Linked DNA regions of Homo sapiens: region 1 is linked to region 2. A link is an interaction called in ENCODE POLR2A ChIA-PET data of the cell type or tissue named here. Cell type or tissue: Panc1. All regions are shown on one strand. Each heading gives the region's core, and the rest is flanking DNA. Links, peaks and the distances in the headings are about the cores only. Region 1 overlaps STAG2 (STAG2 cohesin complex component). Region 2 overlaps STAG2 (STAG2 cohesin complex component).

The links. Peaks named below come from ENCODE experiments on the same cell type or tissue, not always from the same donor. Only the 100,000 strongest peaks of a DNase experiment are listed, where the experiment ranks them.
Region 1: POLR2A ChIA-PET joins it to region 2 with 6 read pairs; 4 of 35 experiments call an interaction of 5 or more read pairs at or near these places.

What each region holds. Positions count from the first base shown.
Region 1 is chrX:123,980,590-123,988,885 of GRCh38, forward strand. All of the region lies in intron 1 of STAG2 (STAG2 cohesin complex component), which reads left to right. Among named protein-coding and RNA genes, the nearest start is that of STAG2, 23 kb to the left of the region's middle. RefSeq lists a silencer at 6,342-6,544. In Panc1, for the core only: no CTCF peak of the experiment used is centred there; no DNase peak of the experiment used is centred there.
Region 2 is chrX:124,062,059-124,067,058 of GRCh38, forward strand. It overlaps STAG2 (STAG2 cohesin complex component), which reads left to right. Exons shown (of 35, transcript NM_001042750.2): 18 at 844-936; 19 at 1,058-1,147; 20 at 1,790-1,993; 21 at 3,818-3,888; 22 at 4,117-4,204; 23 at 4,298-4,378. Among named protein-coding and RNA genes, the nearest start is that of STAG2, 100 kb to the left of the region's middle. In Panc1, for the core only: no CTCF peak of the experiment used is centred there; a DNase peak (open chromatin) is centred at 2,123.

The DNA.
Region 1 (8,296 bases), core at 1,996-6,995, 79 kb before region 2:
TCTCATGGGAATTGGGTTCTTCTCCCACACTGGGTCCCAGGTTACAAATAATAGGTTTAAGCTGGGAAGTGGTCAGGGACAGGAAGGGAGGGCATATTTGGCTTTATTGAATTCTACAAAGTCAAATAGAATTGTATTGGAATTATTTTACATGCAACATTGGTATTAGTGTGGCTGATCAAAGAATTGATTGTACTTAAATATGCAAATAGTATTAGGATAATACAATACTGCAATTTGATGTCCTCTTCAAAATAGCTCTGAAAAATATGATTGGAATTTCTGGAGTCTATTTTGAAAAGGAAAACTTTTTTTTTCTTTTTTCCTTCTGTACTTCATGTGAAATAAGTGTGTAGGCAACTACTTTAGTTTCTTTAAGTTTTGTGTAAAAGCTAACTTGGGTAGAAATAATGCTGGAGATGAGTATCTTATAAAAATCACTTCATTTTTCTGCTTCTTGAGAGAATATTTTACAGGGAAATTATTATCAATATGAAAAATGACTCATAATTCTACTTTTCTCATTCCAGAAGTTTTTTTTCTTAATTTTGGTAAAATATATATAAAATTTGCCATTGTAACCATTTTAAGTATACAGTTCAGTGGCATTGAGAACATTTACGTTGTTGTGCAACCATTGTCACCATTCATACCCAGAATTTTTTTACTATCTCATAATAAAACTGTACCCATTAAACAATAGGGCCCTGTTCCTCCCTCCCTCCCTCGCTCCCTCCCACCTCCCAGCCCCTGGTAATCACTGTTCTTCTTTCTTTATATTTGACTATTCTAAGTATTTCATGTAAGTGGAATGATACAAAATTTGTTCTTTGTGGCTATTTCATTTAGCATGTATTCCAGGTGATACATGTTGTAACGTTTATCAGAATTCATTCCTTTTTAAAAGTGAATAATATTCCATTGTATGTATATACCATATTTTGCTTATCTACTCATCAGTTGACAGATGCTTGGGTTACTTATACCTTTTGGCTATTATAGGCATTATTCAAGCATGAATAATGGTGACAGGAACATTGGTGTACAAATATCTGTTCAAGTCACTGCATTCGATTCTTTTGTGTATATACCCAGAAGTGGAATTGCTCCACAAATATTTGAGTACCTAGTATATGGCAGGCACTGTGCTAAGCACTGGGGATGCAGCAGTGAAAAAGAGGGGCCTGGTTCTTGCCCTTATGGAATTTACAGTCTAGTAGGGAAAAAAGATGTTAAATAAGCAGTTGCAGTTAAGTGGGTTAAATGTTACAAAAACGTTAAGCACAGAGTGCCGTGTGTATGTTTCATATAATTGTAATAATATATATATGTTAAGCCAAAAGAGACTATAAAACATCAAATACTTTTTCCCCTTCCAATATAATCCCCTGCAGCACCTCACTACCCCTGGCCACCTACCACATGGAAATGTCTTCTGCTGCTTTTCTTCACATTTAAAAATGCAATGCCGCTGGGTGAGGTGGCTCACGCCTGTAATCCCAGCACTTTGGGAGGCTAAGGTGGGTGGATTGCTTGAGGCTAGGAGTTCCAGAAGAGACTGGGTAACAGCAAGACCCTGTCTCTACTAAAAAAAAAAAAAAAAAAGCCATAGTGGCATGTACCCACAGTCCTAGCTACTCGAGAAGCTGAGGCTGGAGGATCCCTTGCTCCCAGGAGTTTGAGGCTGCAGTGAGCTGTGGTCATACCACTGAACTCCAGCTTGGGTGGCAGAGTGAGACCCTGTCTTTAAAAAAAAGAAAATGCATCCAGAATTTACTTTTTTTGTTTTTTTGAGATGGAGTCTTGCTCTGTCACCCAGGCTGGAATGCAGTGGCACGATCGTGGCACGATCTTGGCTCACTGCAACTTTCGCACCACTGCAACCTCCACCTCCTGGGTTCAAGCGATTCTTGTGTTTTGGCCTTCTGAGTAGCTGGGATTACAGTGCCACCACGCCTGGCCAATTTTTGTATTTTTAGTAGAGATGGAGTTTCACCATGTTGGCCAGGCTGGTCTCGAACTCCTGACCTCAAGTGATCCGCCCACCTTGGCCTTCCAAAATGTTGAGATTATAGGCGTGAGCCACCGCACCCTGCCGGAATTTACTTTTGAATATGATGTGAGGCAGGGCTGTACACTTTAGTCTTTTTTTTTTTTTTTGCCTTTTTTTTTGCCCTTTTTTTTTTTTTTGCCGTATCATGAACCAAAACCAACTACTTTCCTTGTACATTTGTCTGTTTCTATATCCTCATTTTTAGGTAGCAATACTTCTATAAGTAGCTTTATCTTTTTCCCTATCTAATTGTGTCCAGCAGTTGGAATCACGCTGTCAGTCAGCATGAACATTTTTAAAGCTCTTGGTAACTGAAGTTATATTGTTTTCTAATAGGGTTGTACTGATTTTACAGTGCCATCAGTGCTGTGATACGTGGTAACCACATTTTCCCTGCTTCGGAGATGTTAAACAGTCCGTGCAGTTCCTCAGATTTCTTTAATTTGCATTTCTTTGATTACTAGCTGAAATTAATATTTCCCCTTGTTTTTCAGCAAGGTATTGTGAATGTGACTGACAAACTTAAGTTTAACCTGAGAGGGCCTTATAAATTATGAGTATACAGTAGTTTTTAGTAAATTACTGGCACTTTTTTTTTTTTAGTATTTAGATGTATCTACTTTTTTTAAATTGAGTTTGTGTATTTTGTAATGTCTGTTCACCTTATTTGTGGTTCTCCTAGTTCATTTCAATTTACTACTTAGGAAACCTGAAGTAATCTATCCATCCTCTTGTTTAGCCTAGTAGTGCTAAGTTGCATTCAGTGGATAGCCAATTCGTGGATGAGCTGAGTTCAAGTGTTTTGTAAATAGAGTATGAGAGAATCAGTGGGAAGAGCCCAGATTTTTTTTTCTTACTGTAGTGTAATCTTTTTAGCAGTGAAGCCTATAGTGAAATGAGATTTTTATTAGTAACTTAGCCTGCTTCTTGATAGTAATAGTTATTTATAGTCATGAGCCGGACGGATAAAGTAAAATTGGCTGTTTGACATAATTCTTTTGAAAAATAATTATATAATTGTATTTATCTTTATGCCAGGTGGTAGTAGTCTACATAAACTACTTCCAGGTAGGAAGTCCGCAGTATTCTCCTTTTGGGGATTTGTCAGTACCAAGGCATTGCAGAACCTATGGAAAAAGATATCCTTTATGATATCTGAGAATGTTCTGGACTAGCTAACTTTAGAGTGGTTAAAGAGACACTAACAACTTAGTGGTGAAAAATTTTCCAGGTGTAGAAAGAGAAGTTAGGGGCAAATAAAACATTGTATAGAGCAGTTAATTTTGTTTCCTTTAACCTGTGTCAGAAAAAGAATAATTTTCTTTTCTTTTCTTTTTTTTTTTTTTTTTTTTTGAGACGGGGTTTCGCTCTTGTTGCCCAGGCTGGAGTACAATGGCGCGATCTTGGCTCACTGCAACCTCTGCCTCCCAGGTTCAAGTGATTCGCCTGCCTCAGCCTTCCTGAGTAGCTGGGATTACAGGCATGCGCCACCATGCCCGGCTAATTTTGTGTTTTTAGTAGAGACGGGGTTCTCTATGTTGATCAGGCTGGTCCCGAACTCCCAACCTCAGGTGATTCGCTGGCCTCAGCCTCCCAAAGTGCTGGGATTACAGGCATGAAGCATCATGCCCGGCCAAAAGAATAATTTTCAAACATCCTTTATAGATTGACTTATTTAGGAAGATAGAATGTATTATTTATAGTTTTGCTGAAAATAATCATGCATGTTACATTACATTTAAATGCAGTGAATGGAGAGCCCTGTTCCCCTTTCAGCGTAATCATCTTGTTTTATTTTCATGCTAGCATTTACCAGTACTTGGTATTTTCTCATTTTTCTTCCCCCTCAATAGACTTTAAGCTCCATGGGGGCAAAAACTTCTCTCTTCAATGTTGTAAACATGGTGTCTCTAATAGTGCCTGATATATAGCAGGCTCTCAAGAAATATTTGTTGAATGATTTAATTTAGTGCTTTATCTGGATACTGATCAAAATATTTTATTTAATTTAAATTTTTTTTTGAGGTGAGGTCTCACTCTGTCACCGAGGCTGGAGTGATCTCAGTTCACTGCAGCTTCTGCCTCCCAGGGCTCAAGTGATCCTCCCACCTCAGCCTACGGAGTAGTTGGGCCCACAGGCACACGCCACCACACCTGGTTCATTTTTTGTATTTTTGGTAAAGGCAGGGCTTCACCATGTTGCTCAGGCTGGTCTCGAACTCCTGAGCTCAAGCAATCTGTCTGCCCTCCTTGGCCTCCCAAAGTGGTGTGATTACAGGCACAAGCCACCGTGCCCAGCTTCTGATTAAAATATTTATAAATAAATAAATTTAGTCTTAGTTGTGAATATAACTGCATTTCTGAACCTACCACTCAGATTCTTAAACATCAGTCTATGAAGCAGGAAAAAGTTTTGAGATCTGAGAGGCTTGTCAGTATTACTGTAGAATACAAGAAATTGGAGCCAAGGTTAAAAAATACAGTCTGAAGCTCATTAAATACTTTTTTTTTTGCTCTATTTAACTATGTCTGAACTCATTATTGGCATGTTTTCTTCTGATCAGTTGTCCTTACAAGTTAAGACAACCGTTTATTCCTTTTTTTTGAAACAAGGTCTCACTTTTTCACCCAGGCTGGAGTGCAGTGGTGTGATCACAGCTCATTGTAGCCTTGGCGTCCTGTGCCCAAGGGATCCTCCTGCCTTAGCCTCCTGAGTAGCTGGGACTACAGATGTCTGCCACCATGCCTGGCTAATATTTTTTATTTTTTGTAGAGATGGCGTCTTACTTTGTTCCCCAGGCTGGTCATTATGTGCTTTAATCAAATGTAATAGTAGCAATGATTCCACGATAGTTTTAGTTTGCATAGCACTTTCACTCTGTCTTCATCATAATAATGATCCTTTAGGGAGGGAGGTCTTATGGTATTTTTTATTTTTTATTTTTAGACACGATTTTGCTCTGTTGCCCAGACTGGAATACAGTAGCAAGACCACATAGCTCACTGCAACCTCAAACTCCTGGGCTCCAGTAATCCACCCCCTTCAGCCTCCTGAGTAGCTGGGATTACAGGCACGCTCTACCGTACCAGGCTAATTTTTTTTTTTTTTATTTTCGGTAGATACGAGGTCTTGCTATGTTGCCTAGGCTGGTCTCGAACTCCTGGGCTTAAGCCATCCTCCCTGCTCCACAGCCAGCCTCTTGTATTCATGCTACTTTACAAAGAAGGAATTAGCCTTTCAGAGGAGCTAAGAAACTTGGCCCAGGGTTACACAATTAGAATTAGTAATATGAACACTGGGACATATATCCTGTGTTCTCTGGTTCTGGTTCTGTGTTTTTTAGAACCATAGAATTTTAGAGGAGGAAGAAGCCTTGAAGAGTAGTACTCTAACCTCACATATATATATATCATATATATGTGTCATATATCATATATACATATATGATATATATCATGTATATATGCATGTATCTATATATACATATATGTATCATATATGTATATATGATATATATGATACATATGTGATACATATATGATATATAATATATGTATATATGTGTGTATATATGGGAAATATTTATTTACAAATATATATGATGTTAATATATATAATAAACTAACTTTATAAAGCTAATATGGCAGAGTTAGGATTCCAACCCAGGTCTCTTCCTTAGATCAGTCCTGTGATCTTTCTAATCTTCCATGTCTTTGATTCTGGAGATGTGTATGCTACCTGATGAAATGTCTGATAACAAAGGTATTTGAGTTTCTTAATAGTTTTCTGTCACATGTTTGTTCTTGTAATGGTGAATAGCTTCCAAAAACATTTGAATTTATTTTGAGGCAGCTTGGGATGGTGGAAAGAACTTATGCTTTAGAGACAAGTAGATTTAAGAGCACCTATGACACCTTTATTGACTGTGTGACCCTGTTGTTTACTAATCTGTAAAATGGGCAGAATATCATCTACCTTGAACTAAAACATAGTGTATTATGTTGAGTGTCTGACATAGAATGTGCTCGATAATGTTACCATTGTTTTAGAAAATGTTACAGAGATGAAATGTACTTCATTACAGTATAGAAAGGGACAACTAAGATGAAAAAACGTTTTGGAAAGCATTTGACCAAAGGTTTTATATCTGCATTCATACAGATTGATATGAATAACTTATGATTTTAAATGTTAGTGAACATTTTTTTTTTTTTAGAATATCTTTTTTGAAACAGGGCCTGCGCAGTTTTCTCTCAAACTTCTGGGCTCAAGCAATCCTCCCACCTCAGCCTTCTGAGTAGCTGGGACTGGAGGTGTGCGCCACCATGTCCAGCTACTTAAAAAAAAATTTTTTTTTTAATTTTTTTTAGACGGAGTCTCGCTCTGTCACCCAGGCTGGAGTGCAGTGGTGCGATCTCAGCTCACTGCAACCTCCACCCCCTGGGTTCAAGCGATTCTCCTGCCTTAGCCTCCTGAGTAGCTGGGATTACAGGTGTGCGCCACCATGCCCAGCTAATTTTTGTGTTTTTAGTACAGACGGGTTTCACCATGTTGGTCAGGCTGATCTCGAACTCCTGACCTCGTGATCCACCCACCTCAGCCTCCCAAAGTGCTGGGATTACAGGCGTGAGCCACCGTGGTGTCGCCCAGGCTGGAGTGCAATGGAGTGATGTCGGTTCACTGCAACCTCCGCCTCCCAAGTTCAGGCGATTCTCCTGCCTCACCCTCCTGAGTACCTGGGACTACAGGCATGCACCACCATGCCCGGCTAATTTTGTATTTTTAGTAGTGACGGGGTTTTGCCTTGTTGGCCAGGCTGGTCTCAAACTCCTGATCTCAGGTGATCTGCCTGCCTTGGCCTCCCAAAGTGCTGAGATTACAGGCGTGAGCCACCATGCCCGGCCTTTAAATTTTTTTGTAGCGACGATATCTCCCTGTGTTTCCCAGGCTAGACATCTATCATTTTAAGTTCTTCATAACTTTTCAAGGAATAGGTGCAAATCTCTGCATTTTACAAATAGAAAAAATTGTAGAGATGCATCTTGTCTTTAATCAAGAGCCCTAAAGTAAATCTACTTGGGTCTAATAATGAGAAAATAAGGGATAATTCAACATAAAATCTGTACATAGGAAGCGTTGTTAGTTATTACAATGAAGTGTTGGGGTCAGTCTTAATGTCTAATAATAAATGAGTAGATTATCACATCTGGTGGAATCTCATAAAACTATTAGAAGTTTGTATTATGAATATTACAGAAGTGCCTAGAAGTGCATATGGAGATGAAAAGTTGTGTACAATTGTATCCATTTTGTGGTTATAGTTTTGAAAAATCTACAAAGTCATACAGGCATATACATGTGGACAAAGGCTGGGAAGGAAAATGAAAATAGGTGATTTTTCAGGGTATTATAATGCTATGTGATTGTTCTGATTATTTTTAAAGATAATTTTGTGTAATAAAGAGGGAGAAAACCAAGATGATATATTTCCCATGTAGTGTGCACTGAAGAGCATTGGCATTAAAACAGTCAGGGGTTCCACCTAGATGATGTGGTTTATAGTATATTGTATCTTATACTTTGGGGGAATTTTAATAGTCTTGACTACTGGCTTTTAATTTTTTATTAGTAAACTTTTAGCATACTATCATTCAACCCATTGCATTTTACCATGGAGTTTCACTATTATTTTATTATTTTCTTCTTCTTCTTGAGAATTATGGCCACAATAAGTAGACTTGTATGTTATGTAAATAAATCTTAATGGACTTTTTTTTTTTGAGAATCTTCAACTTGGTGTCATTAAAGAAGCATTTTTAAGCCCGAGATATATGTTCCATTGCAGTATTATGAGGGAAATCATCCATTATAAACTTCTATGCCCATAGCTTTTTGTGTAGCTTGTCTTGTCAATCAGCAAAGCAAATACTTTACTGCTCTCTGCCTTCCAAATTACTTCATATATTTTATGGTTGATATACTTTATGGTATGTGTGTTCTTTTCTGTTTCATTGCTTCCATAAAAAAGACTGGTTGAGGTGTTAGTTTGATTTCTTCTCTTTTTCCATTCATCTGTGAGTACTACTACAAGACACAGTGCACCATTGATTCTTGCATTCCTCATTTACATTCTGATTTTAAAAGAAGCTTGTTAAAAAGAATTTGCCTGGGTAAATGGTACTATAGTCTTGGTGGTTTGAAAACTTAGAGAATGCTTTTTCAGTTGTTTCATTCCAGTTAAG
Region 2 (5,000 bases), core at 1-5,000:
TACTTTTTTAGTTGCTGCAGGAGATATGATTGACAGTCCCTGCCTTCATGACTGAATGTAGCATACACCATTTGGAATGGTGCAGTTGTATGTTTTATTTATGGATTTGCTTTCTATTTCTTCTAAAATAAAATCAGAAATAAAAATGGAGATAATTTTTTATTAAAATAGGGAAATTTCTATTTCCTGGAATCAGATTTTAATGCATTATTGTAAAGTTTACATGAACTTGCATTTTATACCAACAATTCCACAGGCTTTCAAACTTTTGACTGTAAAGCATAAAAATTCATTCTTATATTGTGACGTATTACACATGAATATGTTTGTGTGTGCATAACTGAAACAAAATTTTATCAAAGACAATGTGATGCTTTCTGTGTTTTCTATTTCTGTTTTTTAAAAATTTCTGTTTCTTTTTTGCTAATTGCTGATAGCAATTTAGTGTTTTGAATTTGTTACTTATGTGTCATGTCCCACAGCCTAGAGTAAGCAGAAATGCTGGTCAATCCCAGTATTTTATATATAAGCTCTTAAACTATATTTCCTATTTTTAACTGATTCTCCTACCATCTGAAGGTAGAGTTGGTTAGTCTTATTGGATATTGATTTTCCCTATAGGACTATCCAAATTTTTTTTTGTTATTTCAGGTGGCTTTTTGTTTTTATAATGTGTAGTTTTCTCTTTCATGTCACTTTTAGGGTTAATGTTTTATAGTGAAATTTTTGTGTCCATCTCTTAAAATATAGTTTTAGTAATCATTTTGTATGTTTTAACTAAAACTTGAACACTTAACAGTGCTAATGGGCTTAATAAATACAGAAGTCTTTCTGTTCCTTTAGGTGCTTACAGCAAAGGAGAAGAAGACACAGTTGGATGATAGGACAAAAATCACTGAGCTTTTTGCCGTGGCCCTTCCTCAGTTATTAGCAAAAGTAAGTTTGTGTCAATATCATAGTGTTACTAAGAAATGAGTTTTTTTTCCCTAAATGCCTCACAGAATATTATAATGCTTTCTTATTGTGATATTTTTAACGTGATCTTTATATTTCACAGTACTCTGTAGATGCAGAAAAGGTGACTAACTTGTTGCAGTTGCCTCAGTACTTTGATTTGGAAATATATACCACTGGACGATTAGAAAAGGTAAGATTATTTTGTGTAAAAAAAACCTTTAAGAAAAATTATTCAGTTCATTATATCATAGCGTTTGTTTATATTTCTTAAAATGTTTTTTTGGAACGTATTTTAAGAAAGGAAACCTATAGCTTAGGTCTTCTGTACTTTAGTTTGACTTACAGAATGGCGGTAATGATGCTTCCCTTTGCTTCATGCCCACAACTGTACCTTCATTCTTAGCTATTATATGACTATGTCACTGATCATTTATAGAGACTGGGGGTGGATAACTAGATAATAACAATTAGATGAGATTGGGCTCATTCAGGGTGGTATGGCCATAGACGATAATAACAATTATAAGACAAAATCAACTAATATTTATTGAACACTTTTGCTATGTTCTGTGGATTAATGTAAGCTCTTAGTATATGTTAGCATTCTCACCATAGCCCTATGAGGTAGGTAATATCTCCCTTAAAGTTGAGGAAAAAGTATGGATGGATCAGTGTATTTATTTATCATGATTAGAAAAGCACCTTAAAATGTACGCTCTGTGTTGTAGACTTACTGTATTTGAAAATTTTTTCCATGGTGGTATGGTCATGTAGTCACTTTATACCTATCATATATGCCTTAGTTTTGATGAAAAATATTATTATTTTGCAGCATTTGGATGCCTTATTGCGACAGATCCGGAATATTGTAGAGAAGCACACAGATACAGATGTTTTGGAAGCATGTTCTAAAACTTACCATGCACTCTGTAATGAAGAGTTCACAATCTTCAACAGAGTAGATATTTCAAGAAGTCAACTGATAGATGAATTGGCAGATAAATTTAACCGGCTTCTTGAAGATTTTCTGCAAGAGGTATATATTATAACTATTACAAGTATTTTGTCAGTTGAGCCCCTCTACTGCAGTAAGCTAATTAGTCACCCAAGTGTTAAGTCTTGGTGATAGTCCCTAGCAGTATTTTGAAAAGATGTTCAGGCTTTTCATTCTATGACTCATCAGGCTACTCCTCCACCAAAATAGGAAAGTGGTAAGAATCTGTGACTCAGAGAAGGTGAAAGCAAAACTAACATCTTTTTTGTTTTGAGAAATGATCTGAACAGTTACCTGGTTTTTATTGAACCAGGGCTGTTAAGGAATAGGGTGTTAATGGAACAGAAAAGGAGAGCTAGATTTAGACTAGGTAGCCTAAAAAAAGTAGAGTATTTCTAAGTGTTTTGGCAGTGTAGGTTAGGGAAGGACATTATGTTTTTTTTTTTTTTTTGGAGACGGAGTCTTTCTCTGTTGCCCAGGCTGGAGCGCAGTGGTACGATCTCGGCTCACTGCAGCTTCTGCCTCCCAGGTTCAAGCGATTCTCCGGCCTCAGTCTTCTGAGTAGCTGGGACTATAGGCGTGTGCCACTGTACCAGGCTAATTTTTGTATTTTTAGTAGAGATGGGGTTTCACCACATTGGCCAGGCTGGTCTCGAATTCCTGACCTCAGGTGATCCACTCACCTCGGCCTTGCAAAGTGCTGGGATTACAGGCGTGAGCCACACATCCAGTCTGGGTTTTGATATTATAAAACTTTAATAAGTTATTATTATTATAGCCGCTGCTACTGTTGGAGTTTCCTGTGTTTTCTCTTGTATTTCCAAAGAGGCTTAGTGCATAGTACTTAAATACACTTGTATTTTTGTTGTGATTGTTATTTTTTCCAGAAATATATATTTACATTCAGTTTTTTTGATTAAAATAAAAATTCATAATTGTCAAATTAATGCCATTAGCCTTTTCCACATCACTTTTATCATTAATGCTGTAAGATCATATGGACTTTGTGATTTCTAGTTTTCTTGTTTTATTAATTACTCATTTAACTTTTATTTGGTGTATATTGTTATTCCGGGCTTATTAAGTTTTACTAATTGGAGGTTTGTGCAAATATGTTGATGTACGATGATTACATTCTTAGTTAAAAATTTTAATAGCTCTACTCTTGGCTGAATATAATTTTGATTAGGACAAATTAAAATCAAGCAATGGTTTAATTAAATTTAATTACTTTGTAGAAGAGTTATAGTTTAAAAACAAGTGCTTTTTTGAGAGAACTAGAGTTCAACACAGTAGATTGAGTAATGTGTAAGCAATTTTATGTTTCCTGTAGTAAGACTGGTAAAATTTTTCGAAAGTTAAGTTACCCTAAGTTGAAAAGTATATTAATAGATGTTGATATCCAAATGGGACCAGCATATCTAGTCATTTTTCAGAGGGTTTTTCCCTGTTTATCTGTGATTAGTGTCATATGTCTTCATGATGATATATGTTTAAGGTACTTAGATTTTGTCCTTTAGGTATTGTCCTTCTGATCTTCTTGTCATTTAAGTATTTTATTGTCCTAGTGCATTTATTACTGTGAAAAAATAGATGCCTTTATAATTTTGTGTCAAGTTTACTTAGAAGAAAAAGAAGAATGTCATTTTCGTTTTTTCTCTCAGTTGTGATGTTTCTATGATAAACTTGTGTTGACTTACTTCCCCAGCCATATTGCCTTAAATTTGGCCAGATCTAGGTATTGAATGACAAAGTTCATTTGTGGGTTTTGTTATGTTATTTTTCATTTTTCAAGGTAATAGTGACATTTTGATAGCCTAGGAGTTTTCACTTTGATGGTTCTTAATGTATAATTAATATTTATAGGGTGAAGAACCTGATGAAGATGATGCATATCAGGTATTGTCAACATTGAAGAGGATCACTGCTTTTCATAAGTAAGTTGAATTTTGAAGTTCCTGTTTTCTTAAATCTGTAGAAATAAACTTGCATGTTTTGTGGGTTATGTTAATTTCTAAGCTAATTTGTTGTTGTCGTTGTGGGGGCATTTTAAAGTTTACTGCATTTACTGCATTCTGTTAACAGTCAAGTCCAAAACAATTGTCATTAGGCTTAGCTTTTTAATAAAACTTAATTTTTTTTTTTTTTTTTTTTTTTTTTTACAGTGCCCATGACCTTTCAAAGTGGGATTTATTTGCTTGTAATTACAAACTCTTGAAAACTGGAATCGAAAATGGAGACATGCCTGAGCAGGTTTTTATTTATTTGCTAGTTACACATTTATCTTTGAAAAGTGAAGTCTTGTGACTTTTAAATTTTAACTGTATCCTTTGATTCTTTTTACAGATTGTTATTCACGCACTGCAGTGTACTCACTATGTAATCCTTTGGCAACTTGCTAAGATAACTGAAAGCAGCTCTACAAAGGTTTGTGGTGGTTCAGTAGTGTTTTTATTAGACTAAATATCATTAACTGTTTTCAGCAAACTCACACATTTAATGAGATCAGTTATTTCAGTGAAATGTTGCTTGTTTCTAATGTACTGTTATTTGTAGTTTGATGTATATTCAGTGGAGAGGATATCGATATGGTTTGTTTCAAGGTATGATTTTTAATTAAAAATTGTTGTTCACATTTGAAGGTGGCATAATCTGTGGTTTTCTGTATTCTCAAAGTTGGTGAGCAAGAGCCTTTGAAACAGATATAAGTATTAGATTACATAAATTGAAGATAATAAACCAACTCCCCCTAGATCTTCTTATGCTCTGGTATTGTTTTGGGATAACCTTATTCATATTCAAGATCTCTCTAGTGATGTTCCAAATTCATGATCAATCATTTTCTGATTGAATATATAATGTGCCAGCGCCAGCTATTAGTACATATAGAGCTTTTAAAGCTTTACCCATAATGATAATCCTTAATGTGTTTAGTAATTGAACTAAACAGGACTGCCTTTTCCATTTGTAAACTGGAAGCTTAAACATTGTACTTGTAGTGCTGGATATTACCTTAAATATTGTTTGGGCTCATTTTTAGAAATATCAC